Linked DNA regions of Homo sapiens: regions 1, 3 and 4 are each linked to region 2. The links are chromatin contacts, found by Hi-C or POLR2A ChIA-PET in ENCODE. All regions are on one chromosome and are shown on one strand. The core of a region is the stretch at or near the end of the contact, and the rest is flanking DNA. Distances in the headings are between cores, read along the strand shown. Region 1 overlaps ENOX1 (ecto-NOX disulfide-thiol exchanger 1). Region 2 holds the start of CCDC122 (coiled-coil domain containing 122). Region 3 overlaps ENOX1 (ecto-NOX disulfide-thiol exchanger 1). Region 4 overlaps ENOX1 (ecto-NOX disulfide-thiol exchanger 1).

Evidence for each region. A loop is a pair of places that touch in the nucleus more often than their neighbours do. ChIA-PET counts read pairs that join two places held with the same protein, here RNA polymerase II (POLR2A). Pooled maps may share reads with other maps.
Region 1: a loop to region 2 is called in a map of endothelial cell of umbilical vein, with 2.2 times the contacts of the local background. The contact joins the enhancer-like site here to the promoter of CCDC122 in region 2. A Hi-C loop is called at or near these places in 3 of 168 maps with a recorded cell type or tissue (IMR-90, endothelial cell of umbilical vein and naive thymus-derived CD4-positive, alpha-beta T cell) and 7 of 50 pooled maps.
Region 3: a map of OCI-LY7 shows a loop between it and region 2 (5-fold over the local background). The contact joins the enhancer-like site here to the promoter of CCDC122 in region 2. A Hi-C loop is called at or near these places in 1 of 168 maps with a recorded cell type or tissue (OCI-LY7) and 4 of 50 pooled maps.
Region 4: a map of PC-3 shows a loop between it and region 2 (5-fold over the local background). The contact joins the enhancer-like site here to the promoter of CCDC122 in region 2. A Hi-C loop is called at or near these places in 2 of 168 maps with a recorded cell type or tissue (IMR-90 and PC-3) and 1 of 50 pooled maps. POLR2A ChIA-PET finds 5 or more read pairs at or near these places in 1 of 52 experiments (AG04450).

The regions. Positions count from the first base shown.
Region 1 is chr13:43,362,816-43,365,787 of GRCh38, forward strand. All of the region lies in intron 5 of ENOX1 (ecto-NOX disulfide-thiol exchanger 1), which reads right to left. Among named protein-coding and RNA genes, the nearest start is that of ENOX1-AS2, 85 kb to the right of the region's middle. Within about 2 kb of position 1,581, at least 9 of the 41 ENCODE cell types and tissues checked have a DNase peak (open chromatin) inside an H3K27ac peak, as active enhancers do; they include IMR-90 and endothelial cell of umbilical vein, where a contact is called at or near this core.
Region 2 is chr13:43,878,438-43,881,629 of GRCh38, forward strand. CCDC122 (coiled-coil domain containing 122) reads right to left here and starts at 1,303. Exons shown (of 7, transcript NM_144974.5): 1 at 1,194-1,303. LACC1 (laccase domain containing 1) reads left to right here and starts at 1,467. Exons shown (of 7, transcript NM_153218.4): 1 at 1,467-1,682; 2 at 2,515-3,110. The coding sequence starts at 2,549. RefSeq lists a silencer at 1,205-1,354.
Region 3 is chr13:43,244,012-43,246,791 of GRCh38, forward strand. The region is part of intron 14 of ENOX1 (ecto-NOX disulfide-thiol exchanger 1); the gene reads right to left. Among named protein-coding and RNA genes, the nearest start is that of LINC00400, 130 kb to the left of the region's middle. Within about 2 kb of position 1,505, at least 3 of the 41 ENCODE cell types and tissues checked have a DNase peak (open chromatin) inside an H3K27ac peak, as active enhancers do.
Region 4 is chr13:43,267,851-43,271,041 of GRCh38, forward strand. ENOX1 (ecto-NOX disulfide-thiol exchanger 1) reads right to left here. Exons shown (of 17, transcript NM_001347969.2): 13 at 1,620-1,727. Among named protein-coding and RNA genes, the nearest start is that of LINC00400, 160 kb to the left of the region's middle. RefSeq lists an enhancer at 2,320-2,821. Within about 2 kb of position 1,506, at least 8 of the 41 ENCODE cell types and tissues checked have a DNase peak (open chromatin) inside an H3K27ac peak, as active enhancers do; they include PC-3, where a contact is called at or near this core.

The sequences.
Region 1 (2,972 bases), core at 331-2,830, 520 kb before region 2:
CAATGTGATTCTGATCTATAACCCCAAGAGGACTGCTGTCCCATTTATTAAAAACTCCATTTAATTTCATAGTGTATCAGTGTGACTTCAGTAAAAGGAGGATTTTTTTTTAAAAGAAAAGAACCCTAAATATAAATGACAAATAAGCATTTTCTTTCAAAGTAGTCACCCTGACATTCTAGGTACTTCCTCTACAATTATGGCTCTCAGTTTCTTCATCTGTAATATGGTACTGTTTGACTGGATTATCTCTTGGAGTGCTAGAATTCCAAGACTCCAGGATTCCATGCTGATGTTGCTCAGTACAAACTGACACACAAAAGACTTAAAGTTTTATAAGTGACAGAGATGACTCTGTTTATTCTGTCAATCATCAGAAAGTTTCACAAGTATGATTTCCATTTTACAGAAAAGAAAGTAAGGCTTAAAGTACTTAAGTAAAACTTCTAACATTCCAAATCAAACAGATGGCAGAGTCAGAATGAGGGCCCAGGTCTTTGCCTCAGTATTTAAACATGTATTAAATGTGACTATTTCAAAGTTTCCATCTAGAATGACCCAACATGATTACTCATCTAATACATGCCACTACTTCTTAAAATGTACTTTACCCTTAAAAAAATCAAGATGGGTCCTGCCGATCAATTCTAAAGAAGTTCCAGAACAGAATGGTTTTCAACATCATCATCATTAAAATAACATATTGGCCTCCAAGGTGAATATATTAGAAAAAGAAATATTGGCAATGGGAATATTGGCATGCTTGTGCTTTTATTTAATCTCATTCCGTACATCGGCTTCATCTGTTTTTTTCCTGGCCTGGCCCTCGCTATTATTTGCCAACACAGGATGATTTAAGGCTGAAACCACTCAGGACTGCAAACCCTGAAATGAGAGCCCTGTGAATTATAATCAGCAGATGTTTCCCACAAATGAGAAGAGAAGCCCAGTGCTTGCATTCTCTTTAGTTGTTAACAGACTTCTGTTTTCTTTCTGAAGGCTAAGTAAATAAATATATGTCCAGAAATGGGGACAGAAGATACCACTCTTGTACAACGTATTTTAATATACAGCAAGAGTTGCTTTGCTTTTTTCTGAGACATCAGTATGAGGAGACTATGAGGTTTAATGAAATCTGCATGGCAAGTGCAGTAGCTTGAAAAGAGCTTAGAAAGGAATTAACACGTAAATTATGTTGGACCTGAAAGGATTGGAGATTCAGTATTTGAGAGGAGAAAGTAAGGAAGGATTAGACTTTAAGAAAAAAAAAGAACCCATTACTTTTTTAACAATATATGTAAAGATGGAAATTGTTTTCTCTAACAGCACAGGAGCATATGATGTACTCGCTCATTAAAGCAAACGCACAAACTGAAAATCGAGGAAGACACAAACACAGGAAGACAAAGGGGAGAAGGCAGCGCAACCCGAAGAATCAGTTCCATGCCCTGTTAGGAAAAGCTGCCCCTGTGAGCTTCAGAGATAATGAGTTGTAATTCTACTCAGCGCAAAGAGGAGGACTGCTTAAATCACAGCAAGAAAGAATCCAATTACGTATACAGTAGAACTTTATCACAACTGTACTGAAATGACAGGAAGGAAGGGTTATTCATCACAGACCGTGGCCCTGTCTGGCTCCTCTCTGTGTTGCCGGCTCCAAGCAGAGACTGGCCACAGCCAAGGCTCGGCAAAGGTTTCTTTTTGGTTGTCTGTTCCCAGTTGGACGAGATGAAAACAAACAAAAAAAAATCCTGTTTACTGATTCACAGGCCAGTGTTTTATCAATTGGATGAGCATTTTTCAGAAGGCAGGTTGGGGCTTTGTGTTCAGGATTTTAGAGGCATGGCAGTTGAATTAATTAAAGCACTCATTCATTTGAATTAAAGATCCATTCAGCATTTCCTGGGCACGTATGACTGCCAGGATCTGGAGTTACAGAGGTAACAGTAGTAAGTTCCCCACTTGAGTTTGAGGAGAGGATAAAGGATGGGAACCAAACTCAGCAAAAGAGTCGGGACACATGAGCTGAGGCTCAGAGGACACAGAGAGAGTCCAGGAAGGGAATTGCTGGGAGAGAGCCTGGTAGGCCTGGGGAATTCCAAACAATTTTTCATGGCTCTTTCATGGTGTGCATCTGGCAGTGTGGCCACAATGTCTGGAGAGACTGCAGGAATTAGATCAGATCAGAGAGACCCTGCTGTTCAAGCTAGTGAATTTCAACTTTGCTCTCCCTGGAACTCAGAGTCAGAGATGCACCCTGCCAGGCCAGGGCTCCGGTGCCTGGGCCGCCCTTCCTCACTTCTTCTCTCTTTGTCTGCTGCCCGCTAGCCATGCCTTGCTCCTTTTCTGCCCTTTCTAGTCAATGCCTCAGTTAAGAGTCTCATATTTGAGATGAGAACTAGATTTCATTTGAAAGAAAGGCAGTTGAGGCCTCTTGCCAGGCAAGGCTGGGCATACTAACTAGGTTAGGTGTGGGCAGGGAGGAGGGACAGAGAGAAGTTGTCAGTACTAGGAACAAGTCTGGTCTGGAAGGAAGAACATAGCGTTTTAAGAAAATAATAAGAGAAAGAGGCAGTAATCAGGCTAAATGGCTGCATTACAGGTGTAGTCCTGGGCTGAGGGTGTCCTGACAAAGTGGCTGAACACAGAGATTATTAGCGCAGATAAAACACAGGTCCAGGTGGGGCAGCTGCCCAGAGGACTCTGTCTACAGGTCACAGGGCCTGCACCCCCTGGTCCAGGGTTCAGACCCAGCCCAGGGGAAATAAAGTTTGCAGGAACATCATGGAGTCATAAGTTGAGAAATACTAGGCCAATTGGCAGGTTACCTAAGCCAGGATTCAGGCAGGAGAAGCAAGACAGGATTCAGACAACAAAATAGAAGCCTGGGGTTTGGGGAAGGAGATAGACCCCTCAGTTATCAGATACGGAGCACAGGTCACAGCCTGACCAGCATAAAGCCTGCTTGGATG
Region 2 (3,192 bases), core at 53-2,552:
GTTAGTGCTCCCAGTCTCTAGTCAAGCACAAGAACATGCCTACCCCAGAGGGCTCTTCCAAATTCCCAGCTATCTGAGATTATGAGACAAAGGTTCTTTAGCGCCTACCAAATGAGCAACAATGAAGATAAAAGGGACCTCTCCTTCCATCATAACCAGTTCCCCAGGAAGCACCATTTCTCTTACTCTTGGAAGGTCGGATATTTTTTCCCTTTACCATACACTGGCCTTCCATGTCCTAACTGCTATTTTCAAATAAATGAACGTTATATTCTTGGAGGACAGATCAGGGATGCTAAACTGCACCTTTATCATGATTTTAGGGATGAGCGCCTTTTACTTAAGTCCTGCTAGTGGCACATATTTTAAAAGGCCATAGAGGACATCCGTGTTGTCAACACAAGTGAAGGCGCTCGGAAGAGTGTTGGTCAGCAAGAATCAGCACAAAGACATTGGAGGAGAGACAACAGCTTGTTTCTGGAAACAAATGAACAACAAAAAAACACTAAAACATCTCGAGGGGGCCCCTGACTTGAGCCCTGCATGGGAAAAGCTGCCAAGAGCTAGCATGACAAGGGACTGGCCCTGGGCTGCGGTGAGGAAACCCAGCGTCCTGACCACACTGCTGGGTCAGCGAGGCGTCCCTCAGAGACCGGAAACGCGGACTTCAGCTCGCTTGGGAAACGGCTTCCATTAGCAGAAGGGAGACTGCGGTTTAGTCCCGAGGTCGCTCCAGCAGCCCGGCCTCACGCGACCCACCATTCCCGCCGCCCCCTCACGGTGCCCGCCGTTCCCGCCGCCCGGCTTTCTAACCGGGCCCCTAGTTCCCCGCCCCGTGCCCTCTGGAGACCTGCAGCTCCTGCCGCCCTGCGCCCGCTCCCAGGGCCCGTCGTTCCGCCGCCCTATCCCTCCTCAAGGGGCCCCTAGCTGCCTCCTCGCGACCCTTTCCGGACTCGGCCTGCCCACTCCTGCCCGCTAACCCGCCTGGCTCCCGGGCGAGAGCCCTCGCGCGGCTCTGGTTCCTGTTCCTCTAACGCCGCCGGGGCTGCGGGATGCCGACTCCGCGGACCGCCCAGACCCGGAACTGCTGAGGCAGCAGCGGGCTCGCGGCGCTTGGCTCATCCCGGGATTCCCCAGCTCTCGCGCTGGGCCCGCCGCGTTCGCACCAAGCACGCCAGGCGGCCCTGGCCTACCTCCCTCCCGCCTCCCGGCAGCTGGCACGAGGGAACCTGGCCGTCAGGTTTCCCCTGGGATCCTGGGACGGTATCAGGCGGGGAATCTGTGCGGCCGCGGCGAGGTAGGTGAGGTGAGGCGGGGCGAGGTGGGCGAGGGGGGCGAGGTGAGGCGGGGCGAGGCGGGGCGAGGCGAGGCGGGGCGAGGTGGGCGAGGTGGGCGAGGTGAGGCGGGGCGGGTGTCGTCGCGCTGGGCCGAGCTTACGACTCCAGCTGACCCGCTCGCGGCTGCCCAATTTCGTTGAGGCTCAGGACGAGGGACGGGGCGGCAAATTGTCACAGAGGTCGCCGTAGACCGGTGTGCAACCGAAGGTGAAGAGCGGGAAGGCGAGGACCGAATCGCCTCTGGTGTGCGTTGTCCGACAGGAAGTCCCGAATGGGCTGTGAGCCGCCGGTGGAGGTGCCCGGGCAGGTGCAGAGCCACAGCCTGCGCCCCGTGAGCCGAGGCGGGTAGGAGGAACAGGGACCTGGCGGCGACACACGTTGGGCGGAAATTCACAATGAACAGGGAAGGGGGGACGGTCACCCACTCAAAACTGGCTAAATGAACCTCAGAGGGAGCCCCGAGAGATGGGGAGCAAAGGTTAGGGGAAGCGGCAGGAGAAAACCTTCTTGGGGCAAAGGGCGTCACCAAAGGGGGTCACCGGAGCCCCGCAGGTTGGGGTGGGAGGGCTGGGCTGGAGGTGAGCAAAGCTGCACGGGGAGAATGAATTAAGAAAGTTGAGAGGAAGCCTGTCTCATCCAAATCACTATAGCTTTTGTGGTCATTGCTAAGTGTGGAGTACTGCGCAAATCCTGAAGGGAACTCTATTAGCCATCTCAGCTTTTATCATCTTAAAACGCGAATTTCGCGTGCAGCTCCATTTAGCTTCGTAAACTTAAGCCCCCGCATATGAAAGGATGAGACCTAATATGACAATCATGTCAGGACTAATGATATATCACACAGGTTGACACTCTGCAATTTAAAAACAGGACTTTGTCTAAACTCCACAAGTAATTCCTTACTCAAAAGTTCTGTGTAAACAAAACAGAGGAACTGTCGTGCTGCTGGAAAGATGTACCAGCATTTTCACAAAACGAATTAAAAGATGGCTTTGCTTTCACTGTCATGGTTCTGTTGTGACAGAGTAGACTGGCTTTTCTGGGAGGGGCCTAGATTTACTATTTTAGTTACATTTTAAAATCAGTGTAATTACTTCGTTTTTAATCTACCACAAATTTCTGTTGTAACTATAAGATTTATATAATCTTATATTCTTACACTAATTTTTATTTGCAGGTGATTTATTTGGCATAAAAGTATTCTTTCAAGGATGGCAGAAGCTGTTTTGATTGATCTTTTTGGTTTGAAATTGAACTCTCAAAAAAACTGCCATCAGACATTACTGAAGACTTTGAATGCTGTCCAATACCACCATGCTGCCAAGGCCAAGTTTCTCTGTATAATGTGTTGCAGTAACATCAGCTATGAAAGGGATGGAGAACAAGATAATTGTGAAATAGAAACAAGCAATGGATTATCAGCTCTCTTGGAAGAATTTGAGATTGTTAGCTGTCCCAGCATGGCTGCCACTTTGTATACCATTAAACAGAAAATTGATGAAAAAAATCTGAGCAGCATTAAGGTAATTGTACCCAGGCACAGGAAGACATTAATGAAAGCTTTTATTGATCAACTCTTCACTGATGTTTACAATTTTGAATTTGAAGATTTGCAAGTGACTTTTAGGGGAGGGCTTTTTAAACAGTCCATTGAAATAAACGTAATCACAGCTCAAGAACTAAGAGGAATTCAGAATGAAATAGAAACATTTTTGAGAAGTCTGCCAGCACTGAGAGGAAAATTAACTATTATCACTTCTTCTTTGATCCCAGGTATATTAACCACTAACTGTTGTTTTTACTTTGTACATGGAAAACTAGTCTTTCTTCAGAGGTAGTTCACCTCTTTTTTTCC
Region 3 (2,780 bases), core at 255-2,754, 630 kb before region 2:
TCACATTTCACCTATTTGTTTCCTCCACAAAACCACTGCCTTCTTTAGACAGTAATCACATCTAAGCAAGTGAGGCAGAATGGCCGAATGGAAGCTGTGTTCTAAATCTGTCACATTATTTACATACTAGATAACTTTAGGCAGGGCATTTCTCTAAGCCTTAACTTTCTTTAATGAAAAACATGGATAATACCATGTGCCTCTTCCCCATGGTTGCTGTGAGGACCAAATATAAGTGAGACAGCGCTTTCAAAAACTATAAATTTCTAGGAATAGATTGTGGCATGATTATTACAACCATTACTCACTTTTATGATTCACAGGATTGATTGGATATGGAACAAGTGTTAATATATACTTGGGGTACTGAATCCATGCAACAATTCTGTATAAGACTTTGACTACAATTATATAAAAATATTTATGCAAAAATAACTGTGGTTGTATTCAAAAATAGTGGATATTTTCTATTTTCTCTATTTTTCTGTCAGTGTTGTTGTTATTATCCTTATAAGTAAAGAAAGAAAAAGAAACCAATGATATACAGTTGTTGTTTTGAAGAGCTATAGGTAAGGACAGCCAGTTGCTGAATACTTAATTAAGTAACATACTGAGTGACATCACCCACACCCTAAATAGAGAAACCACCGCCATGTGACTTCCCCTATGACCCTCCAAGGGCTGGCGGCCTCCATAGCTGCTAGTGCAAGATGAGTGGGACAGTCGACAAGATCTATGTGGTAAAGATTCTCCATGTCACCCCGGACTCTGCCAGCAGCATACCACAAGGCTCGTTTTCCTTCCCTGCCTGCTTGTTCCATGGCCTTCTTGTGCTGTTGGCTCAGTTCTGCTAATTGCTCATAGGCCCTACTCTTAAACATCACACTTCATGAAATCGGGGGCCCTATAGATAATTGTCAAGATGTGTATCAGCTACATTCTTATCCTTTACTCACATTTTGCAAAGTTTCAAAAGCAATCCATCAAATGATGTGCCAGTTGCCAATAACCTTCAAATTATTCCTTATATGATTAGAACTGTGGTTGGGGGAGGATGGAGAATGGAGATATCCCTTCACACTTTCCTTTATGGGCACATAGCAGGTGCCCAGTGGCTGATAAATGAAAGAATGAGCCTCAAACAATGGCCTGGAATATTGAAAACATGATGATTTGGACATAGAAGACACTGGTTCTATTTGCCGCTGGCCTGCTGTGTTTCTTTGTTTCATTTTTGCTGTTTGTACAAAGACAGGATTGAAGTGGATGACCTCCACAGTGTCTTCCTGCTCCCTGATTCCATGCCTGCTCTGTGCCCTTTTCCCTGACTTGGACCTTCCCTTCAGATTCAGGTAGCCAGCTTGGTACAGACCATATAAACTTATCCTTTATTTCTGATGCCAGTAAGAATTAGAGAGGAAAGAGGAAGCAGAGTGAGAAAAACAATAAAAAACCAAATGGATGAGGAAAGGATTGATGAGCATGAGTGACTAAGCTTTAGAATTTTTTATGGTTTCTTATGGGAACATAAGAATGCATCCATCCCCCAATAGTGAGCAGGATCGCAGGAATTTCCTGTGGGGCAGCAATCCCAAGGCCTTGCTGATCTAATCAGTTGTGAAATCTTGGCACTGCCCATCCCGAGGGTCGTGGGCTCTCACCACCTCTGCCCTTTCCCAGCAGCCTTTGATGGTCAAGGTCTGTATAAGGGGAGCCTCAGAGGCCCAATAGTTTTCAGCATCAGAGAGATAATCTGAAAGCAGATGTGTGGGGCTCCAAGATGCAGTGATTCATCATGATGTGACCATATTTTACATTCTGAGATGTTCCACCTTATTGGGGTTCAATTGCCGGATCGGAAGCACATACATTATGTCTTTAGACAACTCCAAGAACCGTGTTTTCTAAGATTTCCAATTGCAAAGATTAAAATAGGCGAGAACTAGTTACGGCTCACACGAAGGACCCTTTAAAGAAAGATAAAAACTCAGTGTAGTTTACTGCCAGAGATATCCAGATACAGCATTTATCCTGGTGGCCTTCTTTCTAGGTCATCTTTGGTTATATTTATTTAACAAACATCTGTACAGTACTTACTATATGCAGGAAGTGTTATAAGCACTTGACAAATATAAACTCAATTGTCATAAGTGCTCTTCGAAGTCAGGCTATTACATTCTTAATTTACAGGTTAAGAAAATGAAGAATAATGAGGCTAATGACTTGCCCAAGGTCACAAAACTAGTAAGAAGCAGACTCAGGATCTGAACCAATGCTGTCTTGCTCCAGAGTCCTAACCACTACACTAGGTTGCCGGTTGCGTGGATATTGAGTGCCTGTGGCGCTCTGTGACCAAATCCCTCCTGAGGGCTGCCTATAGTCCTAGCTCACTCAGGAGCCAGCCAGGCTCCAGGCAGGCCTGGTGAGCTGTGGTTCTTGCATAAACATGAAAGGAAAGGGGAGCAGGGAGGAAGCCACCCACGGGCTGGCTGAGGAGCAGCATTAGCAGGGACTGAGGGGGCTGGCTGGCTGCTGCTGTTTGCGGGTGACGGACTTCTTTAGTGTGACTTTTAACCACAGTCTGCAACAGGGAGGGATTTCAAAGGCAGAGTGCTGGGGCCAATGAAGAAGAAGAGGTGGGACACATGCTCTCTTGATTTGAAGGATGTGGGTAGGGGAAGGCCAAGGTCAGAGGAGCACTCCAAAAGACTGTGGTTGGGCCACATGCAGGATTGGCTGGGCAGGTGGAGAGGCTCAGGCAAGGAGGCCCCAGGTGCTTC
Region 4 (3,191 bases), core at 256-2,755, 610 kb before region 2:
CCCATTGAAATTAATATTGCAGATTTAAAATTCTTCCTTCTCAATTGTATTTTCTAGGTCTTTAATGATTTTAGCTGTTTCGAATCTTCTTCACGTTCTCTTTTTTTTAAAATAATGGAGAGTGAAGTGTGATGTTTCACCCATAATTGTGTGTGCTCTGCTCTTTAAAAATGCATGCCACAACAAGATATATCAATACTTTCAGCAAAACTCAGAATCTATTTTTATGACTAGGGTTTGGACTTCAAAATAAAGGATTTGAGTCATTTAGAGAAAAGAGAAATTCACCCCTCCCCACTCTAGTCAAAGCTATCTAAAAGAAAAAAAATCGGGGTGAGAGAGCAGAAAACAACAAAAGCTCAGAGCTATATCTGGTTGATTTGGAGCAAATTTGGACCAACTCAGTTCCACTTTGCTGGGAGTCTTTTCATAATATAACAGTGGAAAGCACAGTGATTTCAGGTCTCCTCAACTGCAGGTCATTGTGAATTCAGTCAACTAGATTTTTCATTTCAATCTACTATATCTGAAATCATACAGAGTCAGCCTCAGTACAAGTTACTGAATCTATATTCATCATATAAAGATAATTATTAGTTTTATAAAGCATTTTCTTCCAAAGCTATAAAGGTTTATAAACTAATATCTGTACTTTTCTCTCACAAATCACTCATACCTTTGGGAGAAAATAACTAAAAAGATATTTTCTGGACCCCAAACCATTAAAAAAAAATCACTCATAAAGTGACACAGAGCTGACTTTATATTTTCTCAAATGTCACCTTTGAAGTTATGTATACAGTGTAAGGTTATTTATACAATATAAAACGATTATGTGTATGAAAAATTTAAAACAATCTGCATTTGATTACTCACAGAGGGTTGGGGTAACTGTATGCAACTTTTTCCTTCAAATTACCATTCATACATTGTTGGCAGCAAGTGAAGGCCAGAAATAGGAAGGCATTTCAAGAGCTCTCCTGGCTCCTCTCATGTAGATAGTGGGCTTAGATTTCACTCTGCTGCCTGCCGAGTGTTCCATCTTACCCTGCTGTAAGACAATACTTTCCAATCCACTTATCAATGTCAGGCCACACTTTTGTATCAAAGAAAGCCAGAATGAAATGATCAGGTTTACAAACTTCATATAAAAGGTCTGTTGCTCACCATGGTTAGATAAGTACCCTGATGCACAGGGAAGATACTTTTTAAATGTTGCTATGAATCAGTCCTTGTTCATGTGTCTGCAGGAGTCTCATGGGTTATGCTGAACTCATTTTCCTCACTGTTAGACTTAAGAGGAAACCAGCTGCTTACTTTGAAACATACCTCATTGCCAGTATTTTGAAACTTTATCGAAATTTGATTGTCTTCTGGAAGAAACTTTCACACAACACTGGCAGGCTTGGGCAATCTAAACAAGTACAGGAGTGAGGATAGCGATGCTGGGAATGAGGTTATAAATTCCGCATAGCAAAGCTGCTAGGAAGTTTGACAGGGTTCAGACTAATTGTACTGCAGATTACTTTCAGTAAATGTTTGCACGGGTGACGCACAAGGGAGGTATGCAATGGGGTGTTTGGACTGATTCATAAATCAGAGCTGTTTCATTCACTTACTTGTTCCTGCAGGACTTTTAGTAACGCTTGTGTATGGGACTGCTCTTCCTTTGCTTGTTCCAATTCTGACTTTTTGTTGTTTAACTCCTCCTGGATGGTTAGCAATTGCTGTGAAATTAAAGGATATTTAGCATAAGTAGGATTGAAGGTCAGGTGATTTAAAAATATCCACAATACCCATTCAAAATTATGAGTAGAAGATGTTTACAAGTCTTGAAGCTTAATTCAGACCTCAGTTGACCTTGTGTGTTTTCCGCACTAAGTATCAAGGGCATTGCAGTTTTGACACACTTTAGGTTGTTTGTGATACTGATGCACAAAACTTGTTTTCATATTTGTGAAGGCATCATTATATTCCTTTGAGCAAATGCCTATTTGTAAAACTATATAGGATAGTGCTAATACATTACATTCATAGATGAAAAAATTATAATATAGTCAACTTGTCCAACGTTGCTTCATTTCACATATTACAGTAAAGCTAGCTTTACAGTAACTCTATAAAGCTACTTTGCCAAGTGGCTGGGACCACAAAAGATCCTTTTACTTTCTCTGTTATGATGGTGATGTTTTATTAGATCAGTAGGACTGAAGTCCAAACTGCAATCAATATATCAGCTGAGAAAACTGCTGATATAAACTGTCAAAACATCAAGCTATGGCCTACACTGCTATTTTTAAGCAGGGCCACTGTATGGATTTTTGTAAGCCCTGAGCTTCCCTTGCCCTATCAACTGTAACTCATGTGAAGGCTTTCCTTGTCTGCCAAAAGCACAGCGCTGCGCAGTGCGAATTCTTTGGGACATGGTGATATGTTAATATATACATAGGCTGGAGAATACATTCAAGAGCTGCAAAAAGGCCCTGGAAACAGCTCTGACTATTCAGAGCTTCTTGACAACAAAGGACTGGTTCGAAAAGACAGAGTGCATTTCTTCTGCTACTGTACATAACAATTGCTGTACTAATGATCTGGAAATGTTAGTGGATTCCTGCTATGAAGAGACCTGTCTCCAATAGCCAGGCTACTTCTTCAGGGCCTTGACAAGCTGGCTGCAGAGCTGCCTGGCCAGTTCCTAACCATCAAAGCCTGGAGAAACACTGGCACTGGATTTCTCAGGCTTAAACCTACCAACTGGAAGGATTAAATTAAATCTCCAAATCTACTGGTTTGGGGGGATTTTGCAGGGTAGGAAGTACTCAGAAAAACACACTGTGCTTTCCCTGGGACTTGCTTGTTCTGCTAACTACTGTGGCACTGGGTATAAATGTAAGAACCTACTTTGGTCCTGTAGCATAAACAGTGATTTCTTGCAATTTTCTAAAAGCTCAGTGTGTCCTATTTCACCACCTGCCCATGGAATAATCAATCACATGTGAGGTAATGTACACATTCCATATGCGCTCACTTAACAATTTGTGGGATTTAATTGTGCATCATTGATTAAAGTACAGAAACCAAGGAGCCCATTTTGCACTTTGGCACAGTGACAAGCACCTACATTGTGTCCAGACCGTGGGGAATGGCTCTGTTCCTTCATTCACATTCCTGACTGGCCCTAGAACAGTTCC